Regions from separate parts of the Mus musculus genome. Here all the other regions are linked to region 3. The links are chromatin loops, found by intact Hi-C in ENCODE. Cell type or tissue: heart. All regions are shown on one strand.

Evidence for each region. A loop is a pair of places that touch in the nucleus more often than their neighbours do. Peaks named below come from ENCODE experiments on the same cell type or tissue, not always from the same donor. Only the 100,000 strongest peaks of a DNase experiment are listed, where the experiment ranks them.
Region 1: it touches region 3 in a loop (7-fold over the local background); 39 of 42 quality-filtered maps call a loop at or near these places.
Region 2: a loop joins it to region 3, with 3 times the contacts of the local background. A loop is called at or near these places in 14 of 42 quality-filtered maps.

The regions. Positions count from the first base shown.
Region 1 is chr4:11,162,138-11,170,137 of GRCm38, forward strand. It overlaps Trp53inp1 (transformation related protein 53 inducible nuclear protein 1), which reads left to right. Exons shown (of 4, transcript NM_021897.4): 2 at 2,174-2,432; 3 at 2,953-3,310; 4 at 7,573-8,000. The coding sequence starts at 2,321. The coding sequence ends at 7,822. Among named protein-coding and RNA genes, the nearest start is that of Trp53inp1, 9.7 kb to the left of the region's middle. In heart, no CTCF peak of the experiment used is centred here; a DNase peak (open chromatin) is centred at 4,584.
Region 2 is chr4:10,964,412-10,972,411 of GRCm38, forward strand. No RefSeq gene overlaps it. Among named protein-coding and RNA genes, the nearest start is that of Plekhf2, 39 kb to the right of the region's middle. In heart, no CTCF peak of the experiment used is centred here; a DNase peak (open chromatin) is centred at 3,620; H3K4me3 peaks cover 461 bases; H3K27ac peaks cover 920 bases.
Region 3 is chr4:10,909,760-10,917,759 of GRCm38, forward strand. No RefSeq gene overlaps it. Among named protein-coding and RNA genes, the nearest start is that of 2610301B20Rik, 39 kb to the left of the region's middle. In heart, no CTCF peak of the experiment used is centred here; a DNase peak (open chromatin) is centred at 3,052.

The sequences.
Region 1 (8,000 bases), 250 kb after region 3:
TTTCTCTGTAGTCTTAGCTGTCCTGTAGATCAGGCTGCTTACCAACTCCTGAGAGACCTGCCTGCCTCTGCCTCCTGAGTGCTGGAATTAAAAGCACGGCCACCACTGCTAGATTTTTTGGGTTTTTGTTTTTAAAATAGCATTTCACTATGTTACCTCAAGATGGCCAAGAAATTTGATCCTTTAGTCACAATTTGTCAAATGCTAAGGTTAATTTTCTTTTTTTTTTTTTTCTTAAGATTTATTGTATGTATATGAGTACACTATTGCTGTCTTCAGACACACCACAAGAGGGCATTGGATCCCATTACAGATGGTTGAGCCACGATGTGGGTTTTGGGAATTGAACTCAGGACCTCTGGAAGAACAGCCAGTGTTTAACCAAGCTGAGCCACCTCTCCAGCCACCCAGGGGTTTCTCTTCTTAATTTCTTCCCTCTAAGGTCCTGCAGGATCTGGTCCTACTTGGCCCCTAGCTTCTTCTTGTGACCCTGTCTGGATCTTAAGCTATCTGAACACTGCCATGCTCTTGCTTATGCAGGCTTTCATAGTATTCTGTCTGCCTCTTCTCCACTTCAGATCTCAGGTATCCAAGGTCACTTACTGGAAAGCTACACTAAGGAGGTCTGAGAACCATCTAGTATTATTTCTGCTACATCCATAATTGCTCCGTTTCACTTTCTATGGGATTCTTTTTCACTGCTGGCCCCCTGTGTCCAGTACTATGCCTTATAAATAGTAGGTATTCACTAAATATTTGTAGAGTAACAGTTGATTTGTGCAGGGAACTTTGAGCCAGGAAAGCAAAGAAATATTCTTGAGAAAATAATTAAAATTTCTTCTTTTTTTAAAAGATTTATTTCTTATTTATTATATGTAAGTACACTGTAGCTGTCTTCAGACACTCCAGAAGAGGGCGTCAGATCTCGTTACAGATGGTTGTGAGCCAACATGTGGTTGCTGGGACTTGAACTCCGGACCTTCGGAAGAGCAGTCAGGTGCTCTTGCCCACTGAGCCATCTCACCAGCCCTAAAATTTATTCTTGATGTGTGTTCAGTTTACTATGCTCTCAGATAGCCAGGTAGAAATGGGCACTTTTAACTGTACTTTGTGCTTAGATAAAATAAGCTGGGTTTTGTCATTTAGAACTCACCAGAACTACCTAAAGTAGGAGCCATTATCAATTGAAGTTGTGTAGCTTCCTAAATCTTTTTTTAAAATGTGTATGTGTAGCACATGTGTTGGGGTTGGAGGATAAGTATAAGTTGGTTCTCTCCTTCTACTGTGTTTGTCTCGGGGATCAAAGTGAAGTCATTAGGCTTAGACCTAAAGGCAAGTGCCTTTACCACTGAGCTATCTTACTAGCTCATCTTCCTAACTCCCCCCAACATAGCCCCCCAGATTTATCTATTTTATTTTTTGTTTGTTTGTTTTTGTTTTGTCTTGAGACAGGGTTTCTCTGTATAGCCCTGGCTGTCCTGGAACTCACTTTGTAGACCAGGATGGCCTCGAACTCAGAAATCTGCCTGCCTCTGCCTCCCAAGTGCTGGGATTAAAGGTGTGCGCCACCACCACCCGGCTTATTTATTTTATGTGTATAAGTGTTTTACCTGCATGTGTGTATATGTACTATGTGTATGCCAGGTGCCCTCTGGAGGATGTTAGATCTCCTGGAATTGGAGTTTACAGATGATTGTGAGCCACTATGTAGGTGCTGGGAACTGAACTGGTTATCTGCAAGAGCAACTCATGATCTTAACCATATTGTCTCTCTAGCTCCATCTATCTAAGCTTTAAAGTGAGAAAGGGGGAAACCAAGGTTTGAGTAACATGTGCACACTGACTCCTGACCCACTCACTCCACAGAGAATAGTGTTGCCAGCCCCAGTTCTTGCATGGGTAAGTTTCCACAGTATAAAATTTCCCCATGCCAGTAATATACAACAAATATAAGATATATTGAAAGACATACATAATGAATACAAACAGCAGGACAATAGGGTAGGGAAATGATGGCTTGTGGAAGCAAGAGAGGATTGGAAGTAAAGGCCAACCTTATCTCCAAAAACAAAAAAAACAGGAAACAAAACAAAAAAAAAAAACCTCAAACAACAACAGCAGCAACAAACTCACAACAAATAAAAATAAATCGCCATCTTCTGTTTTATTTTAGGGATGATGACTCTTCTTGCTCTTCATCTAAGTTGAAGAAACACTGTGCACTTTAATCTCTCGTCTGTGATATTGGGCCAACTGAAGACAGGGTTTTGAAATCTCAGCTATAAAGATATCTAGCCAAAATCTCAATCTTGCCTTAACAATGTTTCAGAGACTGAATAAAATGTTTGTAGGCGAAGTCACTACTTCTTCCAGCCAAGAACCAGAATTCAGTGAGAAAGAAGATGATGAATGGATTCTTGTTGACTTCATAGGTAAGGCATACGCAACAATTAATGGTCACAAGAAGTGGCATCAAACAAGCTGTGTAGCTGACAATAATCTTACATACTCTTGATCCTCCTGCCTTTATTTCCCCACCACACTTGGCTCAAAAGTGGGAACTTCTGGGGCTGGAGGCTCAGCAGTAAAGTGCTTCTGCACAAACATAGACCTTCTTAGTGTCCTCAAACATATATACATATATACAGAGAAAATGTGAACTCTTAGTTTTGTAACCCCTAAAGCCTGGTCCAAGTAGAGGTGCTTTGATAGGAAACCCTCATATGAGAAACAGGAAAGCACAGGGCTCATAATAAAAGAAGTCCTAATGCCATTCTTCAATGTCTGTGTAACAGTACACAGAGATTGGAAATTATAATTGTTACAAGCAAATATAAATGCCTTTGTGAGCATCTGTTAATATAGTATTGTCCTTTATTCTGTGTTTGATCTTGACGGGTGACTCCACAACTGACTTGTACCCTCCTGTATGCACTGTGGCTCACAATCTAGATACCTGCCCTGGTTTCTCAGCAGAGGAAGAGGAAGAAGATGAAGACATTGGTGAAGAGTCCTCAGCAGAGCACACTTCTGTCTTCTCCTGTTTACCTGCATCTTTGGAATGCTTGACTGACACCAGTGATTCCTGCTTCCTTCAGTTTGAGTCCTGTCCAATGGAGGAGAGCTGGTTCATCACTCCTCCCCCATGTTTTACAGCAGGTGGATTAACCACTATCAAGGTGGAAACAAGTCCTATGGAAAACCTTCTCATTGAACATCCCAGCATGTCTGTCTATGCTGTGCACAACTCCTGTCCTGGTCTCAGTGAGGCGAGTTGTGGAAATGATGAATATAACTCAAGTGGTCCCAGGTATGCTACAAGCACTTCATTCTCTGCATAAGTAGTCTGATAAGCAAAATTTTATTTCTACACAGAACAAAGCTAAGGCTTTAGAAGACTTAAAACTAATTGTGCTAGAAATTTACTTAAGTAACTTGGGCTATAAATACAACATTCAGGTCAAGATAGAGTTTTATAAGGTTATTAATTGTAGCATGCCTCAGTTGTATAATAGCCATCTCCTTTATAAAATCATGCTACTGAAGGGAAATGAAAAGACTAGTATTTCTGATAAGTATATTAGAATGTAATTCTGGTATATTATAGACTAGATTATTTTAGGGTATTAAATTCATGTCTCAAAATTGATTTTCTTCTATATATTCTTAGCTAAGTCATCTTAAATGGTGCTTAATCTTGAAAATCCAAGTATTTGTTCCGAGGGCTGCTCTCAGAATTCAGAAATGATGTTCTGTTACATGGTAGTCCGAAATGGAGATAGGTGAAGACCCAGTAAGCTCAGGGAAGAGAAGTGAGTTAAGATTAGTGTGTTCCAAATCCACCTTCCAGATACTCTGTGGCCTTCATCAAGAGAACATTCTCAGTAATACATCTGAGATGATTCTCACAAAAACCAAGTCCTCTTCTCCATCTCATCTGCTTACAGTCTGGCTAATCCATCATGCATGTCCATGGAACATGCCCTGTGACATCAAAGCATGTTGTGAGTGTTGCCACTGACTTATTCCTTTTTGTAGGTAGAGGATTCAGGTAAGTCTGGATCCTTTGGAGTACTGCACTGTCATCTGAAGGGCTCCTTTTGCATGGTTTAGGCTGTGGCTTCACTGGACCACTGTATATAGCTGGTTTCCCATCGATGGAGTATAAATAAAACTCAGGCAATGCTAACCTTTCTAGAATTACTAACCTCTTAAAACAGATACATTTTAGCAAGGCTAAATATATTTCCTCTTTCTTGTACCAAAACAAAAATCATGTCTTTATACAATCACAAAGTACCAGGCATAATCTGGGTCTTCAAGTGGCACTTTATTGAAAGCCATAATTTTGCCGAGTTAAGTGTTTTCAGCATCCCAACTAAAATATTTTAATTGCTTTATAGTTGCTTTAAGCATTTCTTCAGTTCTTAAAAATTCTTCCCTACTGATTCTGATGATTAGGGACTAGAAAGATGGCTCAGTTATTAAGAGCACTGGTGGTTCTTTCATGTAACCCAAGTTCAAGTCCCAGAATCCATGTCTGCTCATGACTGTGTCTCCAGTCCCTGTGTATGATGCCATCTTCTGGCCTCTATGGGTACTGCAGGGGTGTGGTGCAGATTTACAAGCAGGCAAAGCATTCATATACACACAAATGAATAAAATCTCAAAAAATTTATACTTATAAAAAATAACATGGTTAACAAATTATCACTTTTAATTTATTTACTGGCAGTTGATACTTTTCAGTACTAATGTACATTTGTGTGTGTATAGTCAGCAGCTTTGCATAGTAATATATTACAGTAGATATTCATTGCCAAAAATTTAAATATGTAGAAATGACATCCCTCAAGATCCACAGATGAATACTATTAACACCCCAGGAATATTCTTTGTTGTTTTTACTATATGGGCTCATACCAGTAACTATTCGCCTATACTCTGAACCCATGCTTTCTATACTATTAATGCACATATGTAGAGTACAACTAAAACAAATAGCATTAAGAAATTACTAGAGGGCTGGGATGCAGCGCAGTGGTAGTGTTTCAGATCATACTCTAATCTCCCCTAAGAACCTAGCCCCAGACAGCACTTCATCAACTTTATTCAACCAGCATCTGGGTACTGTATCTAGGACCTTAGTGTTTGTAACTTGATGCCACAGAAGTTGGTTTTGCATTCCTACGTCATAAGTATTAACATGTAGGTAGGACCAACAAACAGATAGCTTCATAAATGAATTATCAAAGGCCAGACATGGTGGTATGTGATTGTAATCCCAGCATTTAGGAGAGTGAGGCAGGAGGATCACTAGTGTAAGAGCAGCTTGAAATACACAGTGAGATACTGTCTCAAAAGGGCTATATATGTACATATGTTTCTAAATCAAGGTAGAATCAAGTGTTACTAAAATGGCAAGACTTTATATAGTATACAGTCCTTACTTTTGAGCAAGCAATAAACCCTGTCCTTCAAACACATTACTTCTACTCTGTCCTCAGGGATATCAGTAGAAACCACATGAGTATGAAGCTAAGTACTTATAATGGCTTTAGAGTGTATGTTTTATTGCATCTTAGCCTTTATTGTTTGTGAAAGTTTATGAACAACCATAATTTTAAGTAATATATGTCTTCAATTGCCCATAGTACCTCAGTTTTAATAAAGAAAAATGACCATGTCCTAGGAGTAAAGTTAAAATGGCATTTTAAATCTTACTAGTGATTTAATAGTTCACCATTTAACATTTGTAGGGCCAGAAAAAGCTGCTTATAAGACTCACGGGCACAGAGTAAGTATGTTTACTTTGGGACCATATGATCTGTGTTATCAGTCTGAGCAGGGAGACTAGGAACTCAAATGCCCACCTTCTAACAATCATTGAGTTTATATTAGCTTTTTTTTCCTATTTGCTTGTTTCTTTCTTTTATACTTTTATTTTTCCCTACTACTAGGGATCAAGCCCAGGGCCTTGTACATACTGGACAAGCATTCTACCATTGAGCTGCATCCCAACCCTCTGTTAATTTCCTAGTGGGATCTTTTAGTTCTACTGTGTGTATGCATGTGTATGCATGCATATGTATATATTTCCTCTGATCATTTTTAGACAAAATATGTATACCCTTCCTGAATAAAATAACTGGTAAAAAATCTTAAAACTCAGACTGGCATATAGCTCAGTTTATAGAGTGCTTGCCTGGTGTACAAGAAAACTTAGGTTCAGCTGCTAGTGAATAAACTGGATGTGGTGGTGCACACCTATAAACACAGCCCTAGAGGGGTACAGGTGGGAGAATCACAAGTTCAAGGTCTTTCCTGGCTAAATTGAGAGCTTGAAGCTGTCTGGATAGAATAACCTATTCAGGAATCATCTTATTCATCACAGTTGTGCTGAGAATGTAGCTATCTGGTCAAGCATTTGTCAGCTGTGCAAGAGGCCTGAGATCAGTACACAGCACTGCAGAAAATGAACTTTGTTATGTGTTAATATAGCTTATACTAGTTCAACTTGATTGGCTTTTAGTATAGAAAACAATCTTACTATATACAACCATGTTCTAAGATACATGGTTTTTGGGTTGGGTTGGGTTTGGGTTTTTGAGACAGTTTCTCTATGTAGCCCTGATTGTCCTGGAACTAAAACTCTGTAGACTACAGTGGCTTCCAAATTCAGAGATCTACCTGCCTCTGCCTCTTGAATGCTAGGATTAACGCTACAGCCTGGCTTAAGATACTGGTCTTAAAGCACTTCCATATAAATGTCATTCCAAAATATGTACTTCTGTGGCATAAATAAAAAACTGATGTGTGTAATAGGCATTGACTTCTTACCTAGAAAAATGTCAAGTTGGTGGAATGTCCTTATATGCATTTCTATGAAATATGATTCACATGTTACCTAGGATATTTTACTTGTATCCAGAAATCATCTGCGAAGGTACTGTTGATATATATGCTTTTTGATCAAATTTGAAAATTAAGAATGAAATATCTTCAAAACAGTTGAAAGCTGGGTGTGATGGTCCATACTGGTAATTCCAGCATGTGGGAAGCTGAGGCAGGAGGATCAATAACTCAAGGCAAGTGTAAGCTACATAAGAAATTGAAGGCCATTCATCCTAAGCTACATGAGATTCTGTCTCAGAAAATTAAATAGAATTGCAGGTATTCAGTAGACGTAAGTTCTCCTGGAGAACCACAGCACATTTTAATTTAGCCATCTCTGGACAATACAGTCTATGTTTCTATTAAAATTAATCTTTCAGCTAGGAGTTATGACACATTTGTAATTCTAAAACTTGGGAGGCTGAAGGAGGAGGATGGCAAAATTGAGGGTAGCCTGGGCTTAATATCAAGACCAACCTCAAAAACAGTAACATAACAGTTGATTGGTATCTCCCTCCTACCACTCTCATCAAATGGTCATAAAATCTAAGTCTATCATCCACGAGACTCCAAGTTCTTACCCAACCATATACAAATAAGTGTAAAAAAATCAAATTACTAAGTATCTTTTTTAGTAATATACTCTGTTATTGATACACTTACTTTGGTCTATTTCAGAATGGAAGCCCAGAGTGAAATGGGGAAGCACATTCACTGCTGTGTGGCAGCACTTGCTGCTCAGGCAACATTTTTGGAACAACCCAAGAGTTTTCGCCCTTCCCAGTGGATAAAAGGACACAGTGAAAGACAGTCTTTGAACAGAAATGGTCTCCGTCGCCAGAACCTTACCAGGGATTGCCACACTCGACAAATGAAGCACAGTGGCTGGGTGGTTCACCAGCCCTGCCCACGCCAGTACAATTACTGAGAATGTTGAGTTATGTTGGTTTGTTTCCTTAGGTTTTGTGCATATGTATTGGATGTGTGTGTGTACAATGAAAGTGCTGTCTCCTTCCAGCCAAGTGAAGACCAATCGCCTAGTGTATCAGTGTGTTTAGACACTATCACAACCAGATTTTTGTGCTGTGTTTCACATAATGCCTTGC
Region 2 (8,000 bases), 55 kb after region 3:
TGGTCCACTGTATTAACTAGCACGTTTAGAGCACAAACACAGCAGAAGTGCTTCAGTGTGGCTACTAAACAGCATCCACTGAGAACTTCAGTTGTCGATACATTGTCTTACACTCTTCCGCGATGTGTTAAAGAAAGATACAGAACGTGTGTGCTGTTGTGCTCTCTCTTCCCTCACAGGACAGTTGGTGCTGTGGGAAAATGCTGATGTTGTGATGTATTTAGTCCCCTTTATCTCTAGCCTACCTTTCCAGGATTTCAGTTGCAACAAAAGAAGTTGAGTCCAATACAGAGAAAGGCCATCACTCACATAACTGTTATTATGTACAGTGTACTCTTATATACACACTGAGTGGGAAACACAAAAACGAAAACCACAAAGTGCTTCATAATCGTAACACTAGTGAGCTAAACGATGGAAACACTGGCAGGTTTTCTTTTTGTATATAATGTTATTTTTATAACAAAACATTTCAAATGCAGGCCATTAAAAGAGTCTTCTGGAGATGGTAGTGACAAATGGGAAGAGGAAATGAGATACAAGCTTCCTGTTCTTTGTCCTCTCGTACATCTCGCCAGTCATCAGCACTTCCCCCTCTCTGTCTATACTCCACCCTTGCTGCTAAAAATAAAAATATGCATGTTTACATAAAATATAATTACCTCCTTCACTGCCTCAAACTCAAGACTTCTTGGATCGTAAGCCAAGGCAAGCAGATCCAAACTGTTCTCAGGCTACACCGAAAAGGAAATCCCATGTGTGATGGGAGACGTGCTGAAGACTGGTGGATCTGGCTCTGAACACTGGGCTGTAGAAACTCAAGTCAGAGCAAGCCAGGGAATCCCAGACAAATGTCGAAATCTCTTCGAAACTACAAGATCCTTTTTTGTTTGTTTTTGGAGACAGGGTCTTGCTTTGTAACTCAGGCTAGACTAGAACTCGTTCTCCATCCTCAACCTCCCGTGCACTAGAATTACAGACGTGTCACCATAAGGGACTGAGGAAGTCTCACTTCTATAGGAAGACGCCACTGGGGACTGGGTGGGACTCAACGGTAGCCACAAGAGATGCAGCTGTGATGTTCCAGTTGCAGAGACACACAAAGGCCATCAGAGCAGGAAGATTCAGTCCATGGCTGACCTTTGCTGCCTTTCCTTGACTCTATAACACTATGTACTGTGAAATCACCACATCCCCACCCCGCCCCACCCAGGCCCCGGTCCTGGTCCTGCTTAACTCACGTACATCAGAGATGAGAGGGTCTCTGTAACCACCATGGCCAGCAGAAAACGATCTGTGGGAGACAATTTTCATTTTTGTGAAAATATTGCTGATGATAATTAGCTCGATCCTGCATGCACAATAAAACCACATGACTATATCAAAACTCTTTGTAAAGTACATATGACAACTTCTATAAAGATGGGTTCTATAGATTGACTACATGTGACAGCCTCCGTAAAGATAGTTTCTATAGATTGACAAGCTCACAATAAGGGTCTGGGGGACGATCCAGTATTGTCTTGGCCACCAGTGCAGAAGACCATTAGAAACCGGTGAACTACTCTGCTCCTAGCCTTCTGGACAGTTAACAAGTGTCCTTTGAAGGAACAATGCTGTGTGTTTAACATTCCTGGTTTCTCTATATTTCTCTGTGAGCACAGGATCCTTACGCCTCCCACAATAGCTTTCCAGGAACAGGAGGCTAATGATTGCAATCCCAGCACTTGGGAGACAGAGGCAGGAGAATTACTGTGATTTCAAGGTCAACCTAGACTACATAGTGAGTTCCAAACCAATCTGAGCTACAGAGTGAAACAGAAACTTTAAATTATTATGTTCCTTTTAAAAGATTACAAACAATAAGAATCAAGATCAGTTCTTTTTATTTAGTTCCTAATTATTGTTTTATTATTTTATGTGTATTTTATGTGTATAAGTGTTTTCCACTCAGCCCTGTCTAGACATGCATGACTGATGTTCACTGAGGTCAGAAGGCATCAGCTCTCCTGGAACTGGAGTTACAGATAGTTGTGAGCCATCATGTGGGTACTAGGAATCAAACCAGGTCTTCTGGGAGAGCAGCCAGAGCTCTCAACTGCTGCGGCATCTCTCCAGCCCAAGACTACGATTTTAAAGCAAGTTTATGTTGATAGTAAATTTGGAAGAAAAAAAAAAGCTACTGGAATTTCCCAAATGTCCCTTGTTTCCACCCATGTGTGGCCTCCCATATCAGCATCCTCATCAGACTAATATATTTATTACTGATAAACTCATACTCACACAGCACTGTCACTCGCTATACTTCATGCACATTAGACTTTGTTCATAGTGTTCTGTATTCTGCACATCTGGAAAAATGTACAATGGCACATGGCATCATCACAGTCTCACACAGAGTCCTCTACTCTCTTAGTTCACTCACCCACATGCTAATTGTTACTGGAAACACCCTTATGGGCACACCCAGAAGAAGGTTGTATCATCTTTCAATGGGTCTCTTAATCCAGTCCCACCCAACCTTCATGGCTTGGGTCCAATCGCCCTGGCTAGGTGTGGCACGGTAATAAAAAAAAAGGACAGACACACAGACACTCATACAGTAAAGCTGGGACCAGGTGGAGTTCAGCTATCACTGCAAGCTGCAACCACAATGTGTTAAGTAGGTACAGCACAGGGGGACAAAGGTTAACTAGTCTCTTCAGGAGGTATCTGTGGCCAGCAATCTCAGGCTGAAAACATCCAGGAGAAGGAAGCCATAGTTCCTAGTCTTCACATACCTTGATCAATCATCCATAAACACCCATTCCTAAGAAAAGCTTTGCCATGTCTCTTGAGCATGCGCCATATGAGGAATGGCTTTGCCAGTTGTCCCGTGGGCCAAGGCCATGCCTATGTCAACATATGCTTCACTCACTCAGGTCTTCCTCTGCTCCCTACACCAGCCAAAGGTGACAAGAAGACTATCCATCACAGCCCAGAAAAGACTTCAAACTTTTTCCTAGGAAACTTTTCTCTTAGAAAAGTCAGTGGTATTGAGAATTCTTCCATACTTGAACTGGGTGATGTTAAGGAAATATGCTGAAATGGGTTGGGGGAGCAGGGGAGGTCTTTTCTTCTTGACAGTCCTGGAGATAGGAATCCAGGGCCTCAAACATGCTAGGCTAGTTCTATTCTGATGATCTCTGTCCCCAGCACTTGGGTTTTTGTAGCTTGTTTGGCTCTTGTTATATAGTCCACAGTGGCCTCAGACTCATGGATCTACCTGCTTATACCTCTCAAGTGTTGGGATTATACATGGACACCATCACACTAGACTCTGAGAACTTCACACCCACTAGTGTCCCTCTCCTATAATGAAAGAAAAACAGATGAGACTCAGTTGCTTCCTCAGGGTTCAGAGATATATTTAAGACCACTCCCCAGAGACCAATTAAACCAAAAGGAAAGAGCATTGTTTCTGGGACACACCAAACTCATCCACTGCAGTGGCATGGGCACTCGCTGGGACCAGTGAATACTGGACTAAGGGCACAGCAGGGTGGCTGCACCCTCCCTTCTCCCCAGGGAGTGATGGTTTACTTCCTGTCTGGTGGCAGGAGGCTGCTTGTCAAAAGGACTCCGGAGTCGGCTCAGGTTACCACTTCCTCCTCCCACAACAGAGGCAGTCCGCCAAGAGGATGTGTCTGGAAAAGTCTCCACCCACAATTTTCAAATAAGTCTAAGTGGTGCCTCTGGACTGGCTGGCGGATGCTGGAGGTGATACAGTAGCACATACATGAAACAAGTTGAAGTGAAAGAGAAGGACGCACTGGTGATAACTGCAGCTCCAAACTTAAACAAGCCTCCCTCCCTGGATGCTCAGCCTTTGAGGGAAGTTGGCTCAAGTCACACACACACCCCAGCAAGTGAGAGGCACAGGTGGGCAGCACCAGGTATCTCTTCCTCCCGTGATTCAACTGTCCCTTTGTCCCTATGCAGGGACTAAGGATTAAGTGGGACTTTAGAGGGGTCCCTTGAGTAGTATAGTAGGAAGAAACAGAAAACTGGGACTCCAGCTCTTCTCCATCCTCTGTCGTTTTGTGGGGCTGTCATTTGCGGGGGACTTCTGTAGCCCCTGCAAGCCCCAGACTTAGTATGCAGCTGAGTGTAACCTTGTACTCCTGATGCTCCAGCACCAGGATCACAGCAGGCACCACCATGATGCCCTGGCAATAGACTCTGCAACTCAGTGTGGTGCTCTTGTCCTGACTGTGCATGACCCTGACACCGAGCCTCTCTTTGTATATCTGTGGCCATGGGTATGTTTTCTTTTACGAGATGACTACAATTAAAGTCTCTTCCAGTGGTAATTGGACAGAAAAATCCAGATTACAGTGACTGCTACACATTAAAAAAAAAAATGTTTCTAGGGCTGAGAATGTAACTTGGTGGTTGCCTTAGGGTTTTATGGCTGTGAACAGACCAAGGCAAGTCTTATAAAGGACAACAATTAGTTGGGGTTGGTTTACAGGTTCAGAGGTTCAATTCAGTATCATCAAGGCAGGAACATGGCAGCATCCAGGCAGGCATGGTACAGGAGGAGCTGAGAGTTCTACATCTTCATCTAAAAGCTACTATCAGAATACTGGCTTCCAGGCAGCTAGGATGAGGGTCTTATAGCCCACACCCACAGTGGCACACCCACTCCAACAAGGCCACAAGTATTCCAACAAGGTCACACCTTCACATAGTGCCACTCTCTGGGCTAAGCATATACAGAACACCACAGTGCTTATGTACAAAGCCCTGGGCTCAGTCCCCATCGCTGCAGCGCAAACGGAGGGGCAGTTGTGTCCTCCTATAATCCCAGCACTCAGAGATGGAAGGGGCAGGGGGTTCCGAAGTTCAGGGTCCTCCTAGGCTACACAGTGAGTTTGAGGACCCTTGTACTTCACTGCAGTCTATTTGTAGGGGAAAAACAAAAGCCTACCTACAGACCCGAAGCACATCCACCTGGTCAAGCTGACCCCCTAAACTAAAGGCTAAGGCTACAAACACTGTGATTTTCACTTGACTGTCCCTAAGGAAGTCTAGTGGGCTGACTGTTCCACTAGAGAAGAGTCCCCAGCTCTATGTCTGGAGGGGAAGTTGAGGTTAAATTCTCTCTCTCTCTCTCTCTCTCTCTCTCTCTCTCTCTCTCAGGAACCAGAACATAGAGTTTGAGAGGGGGCCTCACTGTGTAGCCCTGGTTGGCCTAGAACGTGCTATGTAGACCAAGCTGTCCTTGAACTCCCAAAGAACCCAACTGCCTCTGCCTCCCAAGTGCTGAGATTATCAGCATGTGCCACCACAGCTGGCTTCCCTAGGTAAATTCTATGAATCAACAACCAAGAATCTTCATCAGCCTTTCCCCTTTAGTATTCAGGGGGTTAAGTAGCAAGAACCAGCCTAAAACTACACAGAGCTCAATAAAGAGGCACCAAGGCATTGAGGAAGATACAGCCTGAGCTTGTGAGAAAAGAACAAAGCAGAGGCAAGCATGGTGGCTCACACCGTAACCCCCATACTCAGGAGGCTGAGACAAGAGCATCTACTGGAGGGAGACCAACACAGCAAGAGTCTGTCTCAAAACAAAACAGAAAACAAAAAGCAACTTTTGCTTTTCAAGTAAGAAAACCTCCTGAATAGGGTCCCCACTCACTCTCCTAATGTCCAAGCACCAAATTAAGAACTGAGTTGCACTTGACCCTCTGAGCTAGGACAGTTGCTCATACATCCAGATGCCCCAGCTCACCATGACTGTCCAGCTATTAGATACAGGCCCACGGCTGGACATCTGGCAGTAGTACACATGGTCTTTAGCTACACTGGGATAACTAAAATATATCGAAGAATCAACTATATTAAAAGAAGTGTTTGTTGGTCAGTTTGGAAACCTGACCACTATCCAAAATAGTGTTCCCATCAGAGACCATGTGCCAGGTTCCAAGCTATTAACTTACTTAGCAAGTTAGGGACTTGTACACTCTAGATTTTATTTTAAAAAATACAGGCCAGGATTCCACAGGCTGAATTGAACTATTCAGCCATAGCCAGCCATATGGCTACATTCCCAGGGCCAGCTACATTCCCAGGGCCCAGGGGTGGGGGTTCTTGTTGAAAGAGCAGGATAAGAAAGAGCCAATAAAGGCCGAGGATGGTATATAGTATCGATGAGTATCAGCCTAATAGGGTTTGTTTGTTTGTTTTGTTGAGACAGGAGCTCACCATATAGCAAGGGCCTTGACTTAACCTGGTCTGACACTGAGTTTACTGCAGCTCTGCTCCTCGTTCCTGAGTGCTGTGTTTCTTCTTATTTAATGCATTACTCTTTTTTTTTTAAGAGGATTTATTTCTTTATTGTATGTAAGTATACTGTAGCTGTCTTCAGATACCTCAGAAGAGGGCATCAGATCTCATTATGGATGGTTGTGAGCCACTATGTGGTTTCTGGGATTTGAACTCAGGACCTCTGGAAGAGCAGCCAGTGTTCTTAACCGCTGAGCCATCTCTCCAGCCCTTAATGCATTATTCTTAAGAGGAAAAAAATAATTTTAATTATATGTAAACATATATAAACACATGCACATTTGCTATAATTAGCTAGAACGTCGATTTTACATTGCATGAGGCCAGCTTCTAAACAGAAGAGCCTCATGGCAGCACATCAGGCGTGCTCTTGAAAGAAAAGTGAGAACACGGCCTGAAGCTAATGCAGCTCCGTATACTCCATGATCTTTCTTCTTAAAAACAGGGTCTCATGTAACCCAGGCTGGCCTCGAACTCATGACTTACAAGAAGTATGGAATCGGGCTTTAGCTCCTGACCCTATTGCCTTCAGCTCCCAAGTGTTCCCAGGCATGTGCAGCCATGATTGATTTAGCACAAGTCAAAGCATGAGCATCCCTGTCCCCAGCTCACTGTCAAGGAGGTGAGAACCAAGACAGGGCTGCTACAGTTGCCCCAAGTCCCTTCCCGCTGTGGTGCTGTTCTTAATGCAAGTGCTTGCAGGCCCGAGGGGAGAACAGGAACAAGAAAGGACTGGCAGAATTTAAGGGTTGGTTTTGGTTTTGTTTGGTTTGGTTTTTTGTTTATCTTTTGGGGCCTGGAGAGATAGCTCTGTGATTAAAAGTACTTGTCGCTCTCGCAGAGGACCCGGTTCAATTTCCAGCATTCACTCAGTGGCTCACACCTCCTGTAACCCCAGCCCACAGGATCTCATGGGCTTCTGGCATCTGAGGGTACCAGGCATAGATGCGGTATAGACTTACAAACACCCACACACATAAAATAATAAAATAAAAATTTTTTAAGAGAGAACAGGACAGCCGGGAAGTGGTGGCGCACGCCTTTAATCCCAGCACTTGGGAGGCAGAGGCAGGTGGATTTCTGAGTTCGTCTGAGTTGGAGGTGGTCTACAAAGTGAGTTCCAGGACAGCCAAGGCTACACAGAGAAACCCTGTCTCGAAAAAGAAAAAGAAAAAGAAAAAGAAGAAGAAAAAGAAAAAGAAAGAGAAAGAGAGAAAGGAAGGAAGGAAGGAAGGAAGGAAGGAAGGAAGGAAGGAAGGAAGGAAGGAAGACAAAAAAAGAAAAAAGAAAGCAGATTGAGCAAGCCATGAAGATGGAGTTAATAAGAAGCACCCTCCATGACCTTTACATCAGCTCCTGCCTGCAGTTCCTGCCCCTGGGAAGATGGACTATAAGCCAGAAGAAAAACATGAACGCTTTCCTCTCAAGTTGATTTTGGTCATGGTTCTGTCCCAGCAGTAGAACCCCTAATTCAGACACGCACACTCAGGTGAGTGTTCTTAATGCTTCCCTAGATACCAAGTCTGTCTGCTTCTCAAAATCGTTACTCTCTCTTTGCCTGTCTCTCTCTCTCTCTCTCTCTCTCTCTCTCTGACTCTCTCTGTCTCTCTCTCTGACTCTCTCTGTCTCTGTCTGTCTCTCTGTCTCTCTGTCTCTCTCTCACTCTCTCT
Region 3 (8,000 bases):
GCTGCCTTCCATTAAGCCAGATATTAAAGAAATTGGCAGAAATGCAAAATAAATATCATCCTTTTTTACATATATTTTAGAAAATACATTTATTGCCATAGAAATAATTATAAGAATTTGTGTGCATGGGGCAGATTTTTAAGTTTATGTATTTTCACTCTTTTCCTAATTTCTAGTGTCATGTTTCTGTAGCCACAGAGAAGCTCTTGGGGATCCTGTTCTTAAGAGTATAAAAGGGGGGCTGAAGAGATGGCTCAGCAGTTAAGAGCACTGATTGCTCTTCCAGAGGTCCTGATTTCGATTCCCAGCCACCACATGGCGGCTCACAACCATCTGTAATGGGATCTGATGCCCTCTTCTGGTGTGTCTGAAGACGGTGACAATATACTCACATATATAAAATAAATAAGTAAATATTTTTTTTTTTAAAGTCTGTAAAAGGGTCCTGAGACCAAAAGTGCCAAGAAGCATTGTAGAGTCCTGACTGCCTTGCTGCCCCCACCCACCACAGCGTAGTGACACAGACTCTTCTTCCCTTTGCTTTCCATCTTGGGAGATTAAGGCCAACCCTTTATCATTTCTTGGTGCTGTAAGAAGTCTGTCTCAGACATTATTGCTCCCTGGCACACCAGAAGCCGCTGTGTTCTGAGTTCATTTGTAAAGAGAGAATTTGACTTAATCTTCTAGCTTCAATTATAGGAATGCTGTTCTTTTAAAAAATTTTTAAACATTCAAGCACACTAGTTGAAGCCTGTCATTTCAGCACTCAAGAAATGGTTCAGTGAGCCGGGCATGGTGGCACACACCTTTAATCTCAGCACTCGGGAGGCAGAGGCAGGTGGATCTCTGAGTTCGAGGCCAGCCTGGTCTACAAAGTGAGTTCCAGGACAGCCAGGGCTATACAGAGAAACCCTGTCTCAGAAAAAAAAAGAAAAGAAAAGAAAAGAAAAGAAAAGAAAAGAAAAGAAAAGAAAAGAAAAGAAAAGAAAAGAAAAAAAGAAAAAGAAAAAAGAAATGGCTCAGTGGATAAAGGTGCTTGTTACACAAGCCTTAGGACCTAGGTTCAGATCTCTGAAGTGGACATAAAAAGTCAGAGGCAGCAACACAAATGTGTGACCCCAGCATTTCTACAGTAATATGGTTTTAGACTGGTTGACGGGAAAACATTCAGAAGTGCCAATACCCAGGCCCCAAGTCCAGCATCAGTGCTATTTAAAACGTCTCCCCTTTATTCTAGTGTATAACTGAATGTTTAGTTAGGGTTACTATTGCTGCGATGAAACTTCATGACCAAAAGCAACTTGGGGGGGGGGGGGGGAAGGGTTTGTTTCATTCACAGTTCTATAGAACGGTTCATCATCAAAAGCAGTGAGGGAAGGAACCTGGAGGCAGAAACTCATGCAGAGGCCATGGAAGGATGCTGCTTACTGACTTGCTCATCATGACTTGTTCAGCCTGCTTTCTTATAGAACCCAGGACCACCAGCCCAGGAATTGCACCACACAAAATGGTACCCAATTAATTACTAATTAAGAAAATGCCCTATAGCTGGATCTTAGACATTTTCCGAACTGAGGTTCCCTCCTTTAATGTAACTCCAGCTTGTTCAAGCCGACATAAAACTACCCAGCACACCATGTTTGCTTTCTGATCAATGTAAAAATGCACACATTTAAGATAACATTCTGTCATTAGTCTAGAGAGAACCTTTGTTGCTTATGACTTTACTGCTATGAAAGACACCTTGACTAAGAACAACATTTAACTGGGTTGACTTACAGGTTTAGAAGTTCAGTCCATTATCAAGCCAGGAGCTGTAACCTCCCCTCCCCAGCCTGAAACCTGTTTGCTCAGGTTTCAGTGTTAGAGAGCATGGGGCGGAGCTTGCCACCCTATCGTCCTGCCACTCCCACTGCCTCTGCCTGCCAACTAGCTGTTCCGGAGCTACCAGGTGTTCACCTGCAACCTTACTCCAAGATGATTTGGCGGGAATCGGGCCCCTTCCCCTCCTTCATAACTCGGTGAGCGAATTAGTAAAATTGAGCTTTGATCAGAATTTTTGTCTTAGCTTCATCTTTTTCTCGTCCGCCTAGCTCCCTCTTCTCTTCCAGATTCCAAGATGCCTTCCCAGAACAGAACCCAGATATGTGAGCTGCTGGTCGGACATAACAAGAAGCATGGCAGCATCTAGGCAGGCATGGTGCAGGAGTTGCTGAGAGTTCTACATCTTCATCTGAAGGCCACTGGGAGAAGACTGGCTCCCACGTGCTTAGGAAGAGGGTCTCACTGTTCATACCTACAGTGATGCACTTCCTCCAACAAGGTTACTCCAAGAAGGCCACACCTCTAATAGTGCCACTCCCTGAGCCAAGCATATTCAAACCAGCACACAAAATGTTTTGGCCCCACCAAGCTTCATCTGATAACAGGAGACCCAACATGACCCATCTGAAGGGAACACTCGAAGCACACGTGAATGTTTAAATGCTTATCATTCTGTACCAGGTGTATAGCAAGAGGGCCCAGGGGCAGGCACTAGTGATCAGACAGGTAGGGCTAAGTGAAACAGGTCATTTCCAAACGATTGATCGTAACTTGTCTTTTAGGTCCAGTGTCTTTGACCCCATCATAACCAGGCATTAGAATCCATAGGCATACTTGAAGCATTGCACTATTTTAAATCTGGAAGACAAATCTGGACAGATCTACTTGTGGCTCATCTCTGACTCTAATGTGACCAAAATGGAAACTGCCTTGCTACATACATGTCAACACATGAGCTAGAAATACACACTACTCCTAGATAGGAAAGGGAAGACATGTCTCTTAAAACTTCTATAGTCTAAAATTCTTACTGCAGCCAATGTGTGGTTGAGTCGCCAGGTTACGTTCCTAGCTGAGGGAGCTGGCAAAAGAGGGAGGCCCTGAAGGTACTTTACCTGGGGAAACATCTCACAGTGAAAAAAAACAGACACGGGGCGGCAGAGAACTAGACCTACTATTCTGGCCCTACAGAAGTAACCCAGTCAATTGAGAATCTGGCCTGTAGGGGGCAGACCTGCACCAAGAATCACACTGTTCTCAGGCTTTGGTCTCTTGGGGAAAAGTGCCTAGAGTTTTAAAACACCCATTATGTTTGTTTCTTTGTTTCTTTGTTTTTCATCAGATCCCACCTGCTGTTGTTCCCAGTGGCTGTTGTTATTCCTCTGGGCAAAATGCCCTGTTCTAATCCACACAACTGTTTGCAGGTACAAAGAGTAAGCATCACTTTAGCAAGTCTTGTCGAGGTCTTTGGTGATGCTTTCTGCCCAGATGTGCCTGTAGCCAGCGTGGAAATAAAATATGACAAGTTAGCTGACTCACCTGACCAGTCTGTTCCTGCAGCACTGCAGGGAACCTAGGGAGACTTGGGGACAGCAATAAGGTGACTCCTCCATTACAAGAAGTGATTGGAGTCCAAGATGCTGAGGTTGGCAGAGTTGTGCTGACAGGCCTTTGAGGCCAGGAGACCATCTCTTCGTGACCTTTGAACATGGGTGTTCAGCACATGCAATCCAAGGGTGCAATGGTATGGTTTTGTTTCTAAGGTTTTATAATTACTGCAGAAAATAAAAAATAAGAATGCAATGCATAGAAAATCAGAAATTACTCTACCGCCCCAAATGACACGCACTATTTACCTGGTGTCTATCCTGGATTTTACAGAAATGAGCACAAACACTGGGCAGGGGTCTTGCAGGGCTTGAAAGGCCTCTTCCTCCTGCCCATGAGCCACTGTTAATGCTCTTGCCCTACAGAAGGGCTGGATGCCAGGAACTAAGTCCCTTTCAGTACCTGTGCTTGTAGCCAGTTGCCATGGTATCAGACCCTGAACTCAAGGTCCTTGCTTTCTAAACCCTGACAATATCCTAGACCCAGGATCCCACATGTATCCTCCAGCGCCACAGATCAGCCACCTGACCCCAAGTGACCCCACACCTGCATCTTCACATGCTGCTAGTCTCAATTTGCCACCCTGTGACTAAGAACTGAGCTCCTTAGGTGGGGTCTCCCCTCCGCAGTGAGAATCTCTAAGGTGAAGGCCAGCAGCCTCTCCCCAGACAATCTGCAGGTCTCAAAGCCTCCAGCCAATGAGAGTGCCCGAAGAGGAAGGCACTGTGGGAGGGGAGGGGAGGGGAGGTAAGGTGGAGGCTGCACACCGGGCTAACCCATTGCTTTCTCCACAGATGTCTAAACTCAGGGTGGAACTGTGCGTGCCCTTGAGAGCTGGGTTGACTCCAGCTCTTGGTGCTTAAGCTCCATGTGTCCTAAGGCACCTACCACATGGCTGGTGCCATTCACACCTTTTCTGAATGGGGCGTCCCTTCATTTCACAGAGGAACCATGGAGAGAAGGTTAGTACTTAGAGAACACCAGAACTGGGAGTCACATTGTCCAGGTCGTCATTCCAGCCTCTCCATTTTACCGAAGAACCCACAGGCTCAGAAGGCTAACAGGACATGCTTCTAGACATAGTTGGTATATAACATTGTAAGATAACAGTCTTGGGAATCAAGGCCAGCCAGGACCAGAGTTTCTTTGCTGCCATACCCTTCTTTTAAGCCTGCCTAATTCTATTCCCTTTTGCTTATCAGGTGTGGCCTTCCTTACCCAAGACAGATCCCTCCAGATAGTCCCCTAGCCTCTGCATCCCTCTTTCTACCTCTCTTTCCCCAGTCAACGCAAGAAGTCCTGCCAGCCTTTCAGAAACATACACCCTATCTTAGGGTTTCCATTGCTGTGACAAAATGCCATGACCAAAAAGCAAGTTGGGGAGGAGTTTACTTGGCTTACACTTCCACATCACTGTTCATCACTGAAGAAAGTCAGGACAGGAACTCCAACAGGGCAGGACCCTGGAGGCAAAAGCTCATGCAGAGTCCATGGAGGGGTGCTGCTTACTGGCTTGCCCCCTTGCTTTCTTACAGAACCCAGGACTACCAGCCCCAGGGACTGTATCACTCACAATGGGCTGGGCCATCCCCCATCCATCACTAATTAAGAAAATGCCTTACAGACAGATCTTATTGAGACATTTTCTCTACTGGGAGTCCCTCCTTCCAGATAAGTCTAGTTTGAGTGCCAAGTTGATGGAAGACTAGCCAGCATACCCCCTAACCACCCGCCCCAAAGGGAAACAGCTGCCACACACCCTCCCGCAGCTGTGGAGAGCTGATAACAGCTCATGGTAGGTTTAGTGAGTGTGTGTATCTGTGCCTGTGTCTCTGCACATGCATTCATGAAGACATGTCACACATGCATGTTGAAATCAGATGACAACTGGCCCAAATATGTTCTTTTCCTCACCATGTGGGTTGTAGGGATCAAACTCAAGCCATCAGGCTTAGCAACAAGTCCCTTACCTTCTGAGATTTGCCAGTGCCTTATGTAATTTTTGAAAAGGTAACATATTGGCAGAGCTCAAAAGTTCCCAATTCCATGTTTGCCCCACCCCACCCTCAGCCCCTTCCTATCCCAACTTTTTAAAGGTAATTCTAGTTATTCTCTAAGCAAATGAAAGAGAGAGAAAGAGAAAGGGAGGGAGAGAGAGAGAGAGAACCATAAGGAAACTGGTTTTACTAAGAGAATTTTAGGTACTCCGAGAGTCTCATGAGTCACAAAGAGCTTTTTCTGTGATAGTTCTTTCTTGTAGCTAAAGCTCCTTACTCTAAAGAAAACTGGTTCCCACGGGACCCTATCATATGACTGTCACCCACTGTCTTAGTCAGAGTTTCTATTCCTGCACAAACATCATGACCAAGAAGCAAGTTGGGGAGGAAAGGGTTTATTCGGCTTACACTTCCATGCAGCTGTTCATCACTGAAAGAATTCAGGACTGGAACTCAAGCAGGTCAGAAAGCAGGAGCTGATGCAGAGGCCATGGAGGGATGTTCTTTACTGGCTTGCTTCCCCTGCCTTGCTCAGCCTGCTCTCTTATAGAACCAAGACTACCAGCCCAGAGATGGTCCCACCCACAAGGGGCCTTTCCCCCTTGATCACTAATTGAGAAAATGCCTTACAATTGGATCTCATGGAGGCATTTCCTCAACTGAAGCTCCTTTCTCTGTGATAACTCCAGCTGTGTCAAGTTGACACAAAACTAGCCAGTACACCCACAAAGAGCCACCACCAGCTGTCTCGTTTCTAGGTCTGAGAGAGGAAGGGTGGCTCTAAGACCTCTCTTCACTCATTTGTTGAGCACTCTTATACTAGGGACTGAGCCAGGTCCTAGGCACAAATACAGTCCCTTCACTTGTAGTAAAAGGGAAGACAGCATAGGCCAAGCCTATGCTGAGACTGTTCAACTGCAGTTCCAAACAGTTCCCTACTTAACAATCAGCTGGGTCCTGTAGCCAAAATGTGCAAAGATGGTATGGGGGTTGAACAGGAATGGTACCATAGGCTCATCTATTTGAATGCTTACTCACAAGGGACTGGAACTCTGTCTTAGTTAGTGCCAAACCTATTCAACCCACCACAAACTCTTTGATAAGATTAGAAGGCTTAGGAGGGGTGGTCTTGTTGGAGGAGGTGTGTCACTGAGGGTGGGGTTTGAGTCCCATGCCAGGACCAGGGTCTTTCTGGGCCTTTAGATCAGGACGTAGCTGCCATCTACAGCTCCAGTGCCATGCATGCAGTGCGCTCCCTGCCATGACAATGAACTAAGCCTCTGAAACTGTAAGCAAGTTCCCAGTTAAATGCCTTTCTGTTTTTATGTGTTGCCTTGATCTTGGTGTGTCTTCACAGGAGTAGAGCAGTGACTAAGACAGACGAGATGGATTTGGCTTCAGGTACGGTTTGATTCAGAGCTTAAATTATGTCACTGGGAGCCTTCCTTTGGCTCTGCATCTCTTGGGCTACTTGCAGTAACCCAAGCTTACATTGTCACCAGCTTAGACTGGTGGAAGTATGAGAGTCACTGATCCAAAGCCCAACAGTCAGGTGCCCTTAACCTTGAATGACTGTGTACATCACCTGCCTGCTCCCGAACCAATCACTGAAGCCACCAGGGATGGATTGTACCCACTGGCCTGGTCACACGATCCACTTCAGAGTCCAGGGTTTGGACAATGCTACCCAAAGCACATAGATTGAGAGCTGAGGAGTGGCATCTCAAAACAAAATTACTGTAGACACACACATGTAATTAAAAGTGAGATAAATGACTCAAGCGAACTGCGATGTGCCAAAAGGAGGCATCGAAGGTATCCCGAGGAAGGAGCAGGCAGGATCAAGGAGGCAGATGAATGCTATTTGTAGCCATGGACAGAGAGGCAAGAGACAAGGAACCTTAAGGACCCTGAAGAGTCACATTAGGTAGAGAGATGACCTGGCAGCTAAGAGCATATGCTGCTCTTACAGAATATCAGGGTCCTGTTCACAGCATCGACCATGGAGAACATAAGACTTCCTGTAACTCCAGTTCTGGACGTCCCAACACTCTCTCTTGGCCTTGCAGGGACCTGCATGCACGTGGTGCACACACAGGCAAGCAGACATGTGTGTACATACAGATAAGCAGACATGTGTGTGTACACACAGGCAAGCAGACATGTGTGCACACACAGGCAAGCAGACATGTGTGTGTACACACAGGCAAGCAGACATGTGTGTGTACACACAGGCAAGCAGACATGTTTGTGTACACACAGATAAGCAGACATGTGTGTGTGTGTACATACAGACAAGCAGACATGTCTGTGTACACACAGATAAGCAGACATGTGTGTGTACACACAGGCAAGCAGACATGTGTGTGTACACACAGGCAAGCAGACATGTGTGTGTACACACAGGCAAGCAGATATGTGTGTACACACAGGCAAGCAGACATGTGTGTGTACACACAGGCAAGCAGACATGTGTGTGTACACACAGGCAAGCAGACATGTGTGTGTACACACAGGCAAGCAGACATGTGTGTGTACACACAGATAAGCAGACATGTGTGTGTACACACA